Regions from separate parts of the Homo sapiens genome. Here region 1 is linked to region 2. Evidence: read pairs that join two places in POLR2A ChIA-PET (ENCODE). Cell type or tissue: PC-9. All regions are shown on one strand. Each heading gives the region's core, and the rest is flanking DNA. Links, peaks and the distances in the headings are about the cores only.

What was found. ChIA-PET counts read pairs that join two places held together with the same protein. Peaks named below come from ENCODE experiments on the same cell type or tissue, not always from the same donor. Only the 100,000 strongest peaks of a DNase experiment are listed, where the experiment ranks them.
Region 1: POLR2A ChIA-PET joins it to region 2 with 44 read pairs; 16 of 35 experiments call an interaction of 5 or more read pairs at or near these places.

The regions. Positions count from the first base shown.
Region 1 is chr12:54,170,282-54,175,644 of GRCh38, forward strand. It overlaps a transcript of SMUG1 not described here. Among named protein-coding and RNA genes, the nearest start is that of SMUG1, 16 kb to the right of the region's middle. In PC-9, for the core only: no CTCF peak of the experiment used is centred there; no DNase peak of the experiment used is centred there.
Region 2 is chr12:53,992,802-53,998,164 of GRCh38, forward strand. It overlaps HOXC-AS2 (HOXC cluster antisense RNA 2), which reads right to left and starts at 3,984. Exons shown (of 3, transcript NR_047505.1): 1 at 3,869-3,984; 2 at 3,032-3,108; 3 at 2,407-2,717. RefSeq lists an enhancer at 2,416-2,984. In PC-9, for the core only: no CTCF peak of the experiment used is centred there; a DNase peak (open chromatin) is centred at 2,760; H3K4me3 peaks cover 2,518 bases; H3K27ac peaks cover 2,294 bases.

The DNA of each region.
Region 1 (5,363 bases), core at 107-5,106, 180 kb after region 2:
TTTCAGGTCCCATCTAGCCGCAGCTCTCTTTCCCTAGCTCTGGGACCATAATGCTGAGCTTCAGGAGTCCCTGTAGGTTCTTGAGCAAGCATGGCATGAAGTGGTCAGTGTGGCTGTTGTGTGGTGTTTGGAGGGGAATGAAGCAGTGGCCCAGAGAGTGGACTGGGACCATCTAGATATGGGCCAATGAGGGCCTGGCCACCAGGGCAGCTGGGAATGAAAAAGAATGATCAAGCCAAGAGCCCCGCACCTCTTCCCTAAAGCCTCCTCCCTGAGATGTCTCAGCATTTTTTTTTTGTACCTCCACAACTTTTTTTAGTTTTTGTTTTTTTTGTGAGACAGTCTCACTCTGTCACTCAGGCTGGTGTGCAATGACACAATCATGGTTCACTGCAGCCTCAATCTCCCAGGCACAAGCAATCCTCCCACCTCAGCCTCCTGAGTAGCTGGGACTACAGGTGCGTGCCACCACACTCAGCTAACTTTTTATTTTTTGTAGAGACAGAGGTCTCACTATGTTGCACAGGCTGGTCTCGAAGTCCTGGGCTCAAGTGATCCTTCCACTTCAGCCTCCCAAAGTGCTGGGATTACAGGTGTGAGCCACTGCACCTGGCCCCTTTTGTTTCTTAATCCCATGACAGATAAATGCACCTCTACAACTTCTAAATATTGCGGCGCCTAGACTCTGTCATTGGATGCCCTTCACTTTCTTTCTTTCTTTTTTTTTTTTTTGAGACGAAGTGTCATTCTGTCACCCATGCTGGAGTGCAGAGTCGTGATCTTGGCTCACTGCTGCAACCTCCGCCTCCCAGGTTCAAACATTTCTCCCTGCCTCAGCATCCCAAGTAGCTGGGATCACAGGCGTCCGCCACCACATCTGGCTAATTTTTGTATTTTTCAGTAGAGATGGAGTTTCGCATGTTGGCCAGGATGGTCTTGAACTCCTGACCTCAGGTGATCGGCCCACCTCGGCCTCCCAAAGTGCTGGGATTACAGGTGTGAGCCACCACGCCTGGCCACCTTCACTTTCTATCAGCTTTCACTCTTTAGGGGATCTCATCCAGTGTCACTGATTACTCCCAAATTTCTATCTCCAGTCTGGACTTCACCATTAAACTATAGACTTGTGGTCGGGCGCGGTGGCTCACACTTGTAATCCCAGCACTTTGGGAGGCCAAGGTGGGCAGATCACGAGGTCAGGAAAATGAGACTATCCTGGCCAACATGGTGAAACCCCGTCTCTACTAAAAATACAAAAATTAGCTGGACGTGGCAGCGCGTGCCTGTAATCCCAGCTAGTCCGGAGGCTGAGGCAGAATTGCTTGAACCTGGGAGGCGGAGGTTGCAGTGAGCTGAGATCATGCCACTGCACTCCAGCCTGGCAACAGAGCTAGAGTCTTGTCTCAAAAAAAAAAAAAAAAAAAAAAGCTATAGACTTGTGTATTGATTTACCTGCTAGCCTCCTCTACCTGGATGCTTAACAGGTATCTCAAAGCTAACATGTCCACAACTAATACTACTCCCAAAACCAGCTCCTCCTGTGGTATTTCCCCATATCAGTTGATGGCAAATCCATTGCTGTGGTCACTCGGGCCAAAAAATCTTGGTCTTATCCTCTACTCCTCTTTCTTTCATACGCTCTCACTAATCCCTTGGCTCTCCCTGCAAAATGTATCAAAAATTTGACCACTCCTCATCACCTCTGCTGCCATCTCCCTGGTCCTGGCCCTCATCCCCTCTTACCTGATACTGCAATCAGCTCCTGACTGGTCTCCCTGCTTCTGCCCTTGTTTTCTCAATCTGTTCTCAATACAGCAGCAAGAATTTTCTGTAAAAAGACAAGGCAGATCATGTCACTCCCTTGCTTGAAACCCTGCAGTGACTTCCCATGTTACTCGGAGTGTGAGTTTTACTGTAACTTATTAGTTTCTACGTGATGTGGCTCCCCATCACCTCTTAGATCTCATCACTTATTCTCTTCCCTGATTTTCTCTGCTTCAGCCATATCAGCCTCATTGCTGTTCTTCCAACACACCAGACATGCTCACATGAGGGCTTTTGCCCTCGCTGTTCTCTTAGCCGGGAAACTCTTACCCGGAAATCTGTATGCCACGTAGCATCTGCTAAACTGCAGCTCCATATGTTGGGGCGCCTGAGCAGGGATAAGAAAGGGAGTGAACTGAAGAGGAAACAATGGAGTCAGGTCCCGCACAAGAAACAAAATGCCCGCCTTGCTTCCTCTGTCTTCCTCAGGTACCTGGCTTCAGGAGCTCAGGTGGGGGGTCTCCTGCGGGGCAGGGGGGACGTGCCCCACTCTAGTTCTTCAGAAAATACCCATCTGCATCCTAACCTCAAAAGATCCTGAAGCCCTGAAGGAATCACATCTCTCTGGTGCTCCTGCAGACCTCCCAAAAAGGAACCACTCCCCTGACCCCGAATGTGGTGGTCCTCCCTGCTCTGCTCCTAAAGGATGTAGGGAAGAATGGGTCTCTTCCAGTCATCCACTCACCACATATGTATTCCTCCCGTCTCCCGCTGGGCCTAGGCCCAGCCAGGGTAAGCCCACCACCTGCTCCCACTCTTCTTAACTTAGCTTCCCTTCCTTTCCTCCTCGGCCCTTTCTAGCTGTTCCCAGTCTGCAGGCCTTCCCCACGGGCACACAGGTGGAGAAAGGCTGAGGACTCAGCGGACAGCCTGGTGTGGTGGGGTCTCTAAGTCATGGGGAGAAGGCAAGGCGGCTTGAAGGGAAGGGTTTGAAGGTGGAAGGATGCAGAAGGCCAGAGACAAGAAGACGGGAGCAAAGACAGCCAGAAGCTGTGATGATACGGTGATACAGAGAGAAGTGGAGGCAGCATCGGCCAGAACAAGGGGTCAAAGTCAGAGGCAGAAACAGCAGCGAGAAAAGCAAAAGCTGACAGATGGCAGAAGCCACAGACAGGCAGCGCAAGGGAGAGGCAGACACCCAGCGAGAGAGCAAACGGGAGAGGCATCGTGAGACGCGGGAGCAGCTGGAGAGGGAGGTTAGGGCGAGGTGCATGCACCCCAAGAGATGGAGAAACAGAGACCAGAGCGAGAGACACGCACGCGGACAGACCAGAAGGCTGCAGAGAGGGCGAGGGAGAAAAAAGTGTCGAGGCGGGGAGTGGCGGGAAGCGGCCGGGAGCGGGGCGGGCGCAGCAGAGCGGGCGCGGCGCCGGGAGCTGGCTCGTAAAAGCCGCGTCGAGCGGGGAAATTACCGCCAGAATCGCTGAGCTCCACAAAACGCCGCCCGCGCGGCCCGCCGCCGAGCCCGCTCCAATCTCCAGCCTCATCGCCGCGCGGGCTGGTTATGCATTTAAATGTTATTTAATTGGATTGCGGAGGAGCTGGGGGCCAGAGCGGCCGCCCGCCCCCGCCCCGCACGCTCCGCACGCCCGGGCTGCTCGCCTCCTCTGCAAATCTGTTTTCCAAGTCACAGATTGCAGCACGCCCCCTCCCAAAACGCTCCCCCCACCCAGACAGCTCCCCTTCGAGTCTGGGCTCCTTCTTCTGTTCCCCCGCCCAAACAGAGCCAGAGGACACTCAGAAAGACACGACAAGCCCCCCGAAGATGCCCCAAACACAGAGGCTACACAAAAATACCAGACACACAAAGACACAACAGCAGCAAAAATGGGTCACACTCAATTACACTAGTGTCCATCTGGAAGACTGAAAACTGCAGAGACAAAAAAGATCCCATGATCACAGGAGGACACAAATGCATGTAATACAGTGGACTCCCACTCTAGGGGAACACACTACCCTACCCCTTAAAACGGTACTTGCAAAGCAGCGCTACCAAACACAGGAACAAAATGATGCTAACTCAGTGATTCACAGGGGACACACAGACCTTCCATACAGCCAGGTAAGGAGCAAAACACATCCACACTCATGCTCAGAGCAAAGTCATCACACCCCAATCACTCAGCTGTGTGGCCTTCCAGGGTTGAAGGCAAACCCCTTCCTTCAAAGACATTTTGTTCTTCTCCCAAGCCACAGAAGTATCATCACATGAGGTTCTGAGAGGGAGCTATAAGTCAGCAGGTTTCTAAAAACTGAACAAAAAAACAACCCAAATTACAGCAGATAGGCTGGAGGGTAGATACCAGAAAGAGCTTCTGAAGAAGACAAAGTGTGAGATCCCAAGAGGAGAGGCTGGGCATTTGTGTGAAGTTGGGATTCTCTCAGTCAACTGTTGACAGGAGACCCTTTTTTGCTGCCTGAATCAGGTGTTAGCACCATCCAGGTAGATGGAAGGACAGAATGACCTGCAAAAACATGTCCTCCACATACTCCTAACCAGCGGACAGGAAATTGCTGGCCTGAAAAGATCAGGGTCAAGCTGCTTCAATTAATGAAAATGGAAATGGCAACCTGGCTTGGCACAGGCCACCATGGAGGACTGTTCTGGGCTCTCAGCCATCCCTCCTGCAAGCCAGGACTAGAGACAGACATCAGGCTGAGGGTCCTTGAATGAGATGTAGGGGCAGAAGAATGGACAAGATGTACAGGAAAATTCTTTTGCAGGTGTTTTGTTTGTTCTGTTTTGTACTTGAGAGGGTGAGGGCCAAAATAAGGAGGGAGAGAAAAAAAGAAAGTTTCCTCAAATACATTATAATTCAACCTTGACTGGTGAGCATGGGCTTGAGCCAGGCTGGCATTAAGGTCTCTGAAGAAGAAAGCAATTCATCTTCCCCCAAAGTAATTTATTTCTATATCACCTGATGGTCACAGCTGGGAAGTTTATCCATGTGTCTAACCTCAATGTCTCATGCTCCAGTTGAAGTTCTTTACTTCTCTGGGGCACCAGGGAAGAAGAGGAAACAGCTGCCCTATATCCTCCTAAACAAGAATATTCAGAGTCAACACTTAGTCTGGGATAGGCTGCAATCTCTATTCCCTTCTTCCATTCCATCACTAGCTTCTCTACCCCAGCTGTGGCCAGGCTGCATTTCCAGTCTTTTTTGATCTGCTACCTGGACATTGCCTGCCACCATCTGCTGCAGTTTTCCATCCCCAAAGTTAACAGATGTGTTCTGAAAGGAAGCTCCACTTCTCATCTTCCATAGGGCCACACCCAACCCTTGGCTCTTGCCTAATTCCTGGCCTCTGAGCCCCTCCCCTCATCCTGTTTCCTAGCCCCTTGCAGTTGGGGCTGAGAAATTCCTGGACATATCTGACACAATGGTCCCGTTTTGCAAATATCCACTCCATGGAGGTGGTAAGATTTAGCAAGTTATGAGATAAGAAATCTCCCAGTCTCCGCCCTCTCTCACAGGCACACACACCTCCTCCCCAGACTCTGAGGGCTAATCACTTCCTCATTCAGTGTGCCCAGA
Region 2 (5,363 bases), core at 214-5,213:
GTTGGGGGGGGGGGAATAAATGGGGGAGGGGTTATGGAGACTGAGGAGATACACCCCTGTTCTCAGAGATACTGGGGAAGAGAAGCCAAAAGAAGGTCAGGTTCTTGGTTCTCTTACTTTGAAATTATTATGATTATTAAAACATTATAAACGTCTAGACAGGGAAACAAAATTATGTCCCTGTAACAAAATATATACAGAGTTCTATATTCTCACAGTCATCTGCTGGGAGGGATATATGTGACCTTGTATGAGTGTAGGGCTCTGTTTCTGTCTCCCCTAGGCTCTCTTAAATACCCTGTATGTATTTATACGCATACACATTTATTTTTCCCCTCTCTTATGCGAACATATTTGTTTTGACTCCCAAGGAAGCTGGAGGAGAAAATGGGAATAGAATTTCCTGTCTCCCTAGCTGGATTGTTGGTCTGTCTGTCCCCCATCCCTTTGTGAGAGAAAAAATTTCTTCTCTTGGAGAGAAGTATTCAAACCTCTCTATGGCTCCCAGGGAAATGGGGAAGTTTCCAGAGAGTCAGGCCAGCTGGTGGGAAGCAGGCAAGGGATTCCCCTAGTTTGGGAGCTCCTAGCAGCCTTTGAGTCTTCAGGCTGCCCCAGGCACACAGTCAGTTGGGGCAAAGCGTGTCCCAGGCAGGGACTGGGTGCTCAGGAGCATTTGGCTTGGAGATAGAGTCCCTGATGGGCCGAAATTCACTAATGAACGACTTCTGTGCTTTGGGTCTCTGTGCCCCCATTTCCGTTTCAGAGCTGTTGGGCTTATGTGTGGGAGGTCAGAGAGCCAGGGGTTGAGGTGTCTCCTCCCCAAATGCAGAGAAATGGAGCGAGGTCTCATAGGGCCAAGGTGAGGACCAGTCTGGTGGTCAGAGTCCACCCCCGGCACAAGGCCGTGGATCATGGCTAAGGCGATGGTAATTATTTATTCCCTTCGCCGGAAGGGAGTCTTCAGAAGGAACAGCGTGAAGAGAAGAGAAAAAATTATCTCTCTCGTCTGTGGATATTAAGATGGATTTTTATTTCTTAAAGGACCCTCCCCGCCGAGAGCGCATAAGCGTAAACTTAATATATGCTCCGCAGCCCAACTCCAGAAATCGCAATAAAAGTTAAAACCTCCCCTACTGTTTTTTTTTTAATTATGATATGGGAAAGAGGAGCAGGATTTATAGAGCTGAACTCTCAGTGTATGAATGTTTGAGACTTGCGGGAGGAAGAAAAGGCAAGAGCTCGCCAAGGCGAGCCTTGGTCTCTGAGATCTCTCGTCGGCTGCTGGGGCTCCGGCTCAGCCTGGCAGATCCGCTGTGGCCTCTCTGGGACCTCGCCCCGGCCCACGGCCTGACTTCGGCTCGGAGATGCAGCCCTTCCCGAGAACAGGTGAAGAAGACGGCGGCAGCGGGGACTGGGGGCTTCGGGTGGGAACGCCAGGGCTCAGGGCTTTGTGTGGGTCGTGCAGGGGGCGAGGTTCGAAGTCCTGGGCTGGACCGCAGCACGAGTGTGGCCCGGACGGCTGCGTGGCCAGAAGGGGTGTTCGGGCAGGGTGCGAGAGCACCGGCAAGGTGGATTGTGTATGGACTTTGGCCGCAGACAGAGCAGAGCGGGCTCCCGGGCTGTGGCCGGCGGCGAGGCGGGCAACCGCATGTTGAGTCTATAGAAAGGACCTTGAGGTCTGCTGGGTGTTTGGGCTGCCCTGGGGGCGGCGGCCCAGAGTGTGGAGCAAGCGGCGCGCGGGGCGCGGCGGTCAGCGTGGGAGAGGCTGCAGGCCCTGCACGCCTCTGCAGCTGCCGGGCCGTGTCCGGGACGTCTGAACTGAGGCCGACCAATGGTCACAGCATGAAAAATAAATGCAATGGAAGGTCTTTCTGTCTTTTCTTTTCCGCGTAAAAGGTCCTTTCTTTTTTCTCTCTTTCGGATATACCTGGATTTGGTCCAGACCAGGTTGCCCGCGGGAGGGCCCCGCGAGCGGCAGCGCGCGAGGGAGGGAGAGAGAGGGAGGGCGAGAAGGAGGGAGGGAGGGAAGGAGGGCGGGCGGCGGCGGCCGTGGTGGCCGGGGCTTCCCTCCCCAGGCGGGAGCCGCCTGTCCTGTATCTATGGCCGTGGGGAGCGAAGGACCAGGTAACGAAGGCGCTTCCGAAGCGGGATTGGACCAAACCAGAGGGACAGAGTCTTCTGGGTCTCTCTGCCTGAGGCCCTGGAGGGAGAGAAGGTAGGGAGATCGGCGCCCGCCGGGCCTGGCAAAGAGGCCTCGGGAAATGTTGAACCTGTATGTGATCTCAGGCTCACACTCATGTTGTGGGTCTGTCTGCCTCAGGAGATGCGGTTTGCCTTTCTGTCTGAGACGCCCCAAACCCTGAGCTCTCCTTCCCAAGGCTGGAAAAAAAATCGGGAAAAACGGCGGAATTTGCACTTTCATTCATTGGGTTATCTGCAACTGAGAGGGGCTGGTTAAGGCGTCCCCAAGTTGGAAGGGCGCTTTGCTTCTGTTTTCTGGATGCAGAGTCCTCTGACTCCCTCTGCCACGGGCTGAGTTTCCGGCTCCAGGTTCGCGTGTCGCCCTGAGGTTTGAGGCCAGACAGCTCGCAGTCGGGCAGGGAGGGCGGGGGAGAGACGAGCGGCTCTGGCCCCTTAATTGTACTTCGGGCTCGTATTGTCTCTCCTTTCGCCACCTCCGCTTCCTCAGTCTGGGCTCCAAAGTCACTGCAAATTTCCTTGCGACACATACATCACACAAAAGATCAGGTAACAAGGCGCTCAGGGCCACTGGGGCTCCGGGCAGGGCAGGGAGCGGCTCTAGCTCTGGGGCGGCTCCCCCTCCAGCCACTCCCAGGCTGGAAAACCAGACCGCGTTGGGGGAGCCGGAAATAGCCCCGCTTGCTGCGGAGCGTCAGGGCGGGGGCGCCGGCGGGAATGCAGGCCCGGCAGGCCGTGGCTTTGAGAGAGCCACGTTCACAGGCCCTGGGGATTTCACTCCTGCTGGGCCTCGGGACCTGACTCCTGGTGTGTAGGGATCCCAGATACCCACCTTGGGTGGGGGCAGGACGCGGGTTTCCTCGCGGCAGGCCAAGAGAACTCAGTTTCTGCTTCCAGCGCAGGCCTTAGCTAGGAGGAGTTGTGTGTGGGTGTGTTTTTCCCAACAAAGAGGGATCAGGAGAGAGAAGGGGGGAAAGTAGAGGGGAACCAGGGAGGGGGCGGGGAGGGGAAGAGGGCAGTGGAGAGGTGAAATGAGCCCATTTCAGGGGGAGAAGGAAAATGAAAGCAAATGGAGTACGGCCTTCTCCGCGCAGGGCGGGTGCTGACGAGCCGGGAGCGGGCTCCCTGCCTGCGGCAGCCGGGATGGCCCGCTGGGGACACCGGAGAAAGCCTGTTTTAAATTTAATCCGAACTTGACGGTGTGGATTGAACCGGAGGGAATTTAAATCACTAAAAGGAAGGCGCGGGGCAGGGGGAGGGGACGACTCTAACCTGTCTATCTTTCTGTCTGTCCTTCCCACGGTGCTAGTTTGGTTGTGGCCGCAGCTGCCCAGGTTTCAGGTGATGGAGTAAGGGTGCCCCTCCCCCTCAGGGGTCTCTCCTGTGCCCAGTGAAGTCTTTTGGGGGTGGGAGGGAACTCTAAGAACCAGAGTGAATGCACAGCTGCGAGCTAAAGCTGGGGTTTCCCCCTCCCCAACAAGAACTCCCAGTGGCCTCCAGTCCCTGGGTTTGCCCCAGCGGTGCTGAGGAAAATTGAAGGGAGTATGTGGGTGAGGGGAAGTCTGGAGTATGGCAGAAGATTCAGAAGGAGTAACTGAACCCCAGGAAGACAGACCTTCCTTCTTGGTGCCCCTATATCCTTTGTGCCCCGCCCCCCGCACCTACAAACCTGGATTTGAGGGAAATCTGCAGGTCCGCTTCAAAGCCCTGGTCTGCCACCCACACCCCTCCAAATGTGGAGAATGGGGGCTACAGGCCACATGCAGTTGTGGACCTGCGGAACCTCCGCCCAGTGGACTCCGGAACTCCCAGCCTCTTCTAGCCCCCCTCCCCAAGGCCGCCTCTCTCCGAAGGGCGCAGGGAAAATGAGGCATTGGCTGGGAAGGGGCTGTGGGCGAGGCCTGCTTCCTGATCCACAGCCGTGCCTGCCTCTGAGTGGGAAGAGTTCGGAGGTCATAGTCCCAGAAAATAAAATAAAATAAAGGAAAGCGACAATCTCCTTGGTTTCACAGGGGATTTCACGGCAGCAGGGATCCCGCCGGTGAGCCTCACTGCCCGCTGCTGCCGCCTCCGCAGAGTGGGCAGGCAGGGTGCGCAGGCAGCTCAAGAGTTGAAAAGAAGGCGGTGTTCAAAGGGGGTAGGAGAGAAGGGGGCATCTCTTTACGGCCCCAATGTCTATTTGAGGAACTCTCCCAAATAGCAGAGGCCCATAGGGGAGGCTCCTTAGGGACTCTTTCCTCCAGGAAAGCTGAGGCTGGGGCAGCTGGCCTTGTCGCTTGGAGAAGACGCAAAGGAAGAGCAGGGGTGAAACCTCTTTCCTCTTCTGTTTCTTCGCTCCTTGAATAGAGCAGGGCTCAGCCCCCAGCTGCCTAAGCGGCTGTCTGGACCAATATGGGGTTCTATATCCCTGAGGCCTAGAGTACCCATCCGAGCAAGTCTCCTGGGAGGGGCAGGAGAGGAGCCCTCTTCCGCCTTTGTGTCCAGACAGAAGTGGCCGCCGCGCCCGGAGCCGGTCCCGCGGCAAAGGCCCGGCAAGCCAGCGGGCTGCACAATGCCACGGCTGCTCCGCCAGCTCGCCCCTGCCCCGTCCTGCCTGCCTACGGCCGCCCTTCCTCCGCCTCCCTCTCTGCACGCCTGCCTTTCCCGGCTCTCCTATCTCTTTTCATCTTGCCTTCCTTCTTTTAATTCTCCCCCTTTTTTCCCTTTATTCTAATGCTCCGCTTCCTTCTTTCCTCTCTTGGGCCTGACTCCATGTTTCAGTTGGTCTGTCCCAGGCTGTCTCGGGTTCAGTCTCTCTCAGGCTCTGTCCCCTGATGTCCTCTTGGTCTCAGTCTGGCCCCGGGCCCCGCTGAGGGCTAAACGTCTCTGCTCATCGCTGCCAGCAGCCGCCCAAGTGCCGGGCCCGGTCCTCAGCCGCCCTGGGCTGGGGGAGGTGCTGGCTGTACTGGGGATTTGGAGAAAGCCTCGGCAGGGGGACTGGAACCTCCTGTCTTTTCCTTGAACTAGTGAGGGAGATTTTTTGATTGACAGCTAACCCAACTCCATCAAGGCCAAAGAGATATTCTGTTTCTTGTTGTAAGTTGGGCTTCCCAGCTCAGTCCAGCTCAAGGGAGGGGAAGACAGTGGCGCCAAGGAGCTGAACCCCCAAGTCGCCTCTCCCCAAC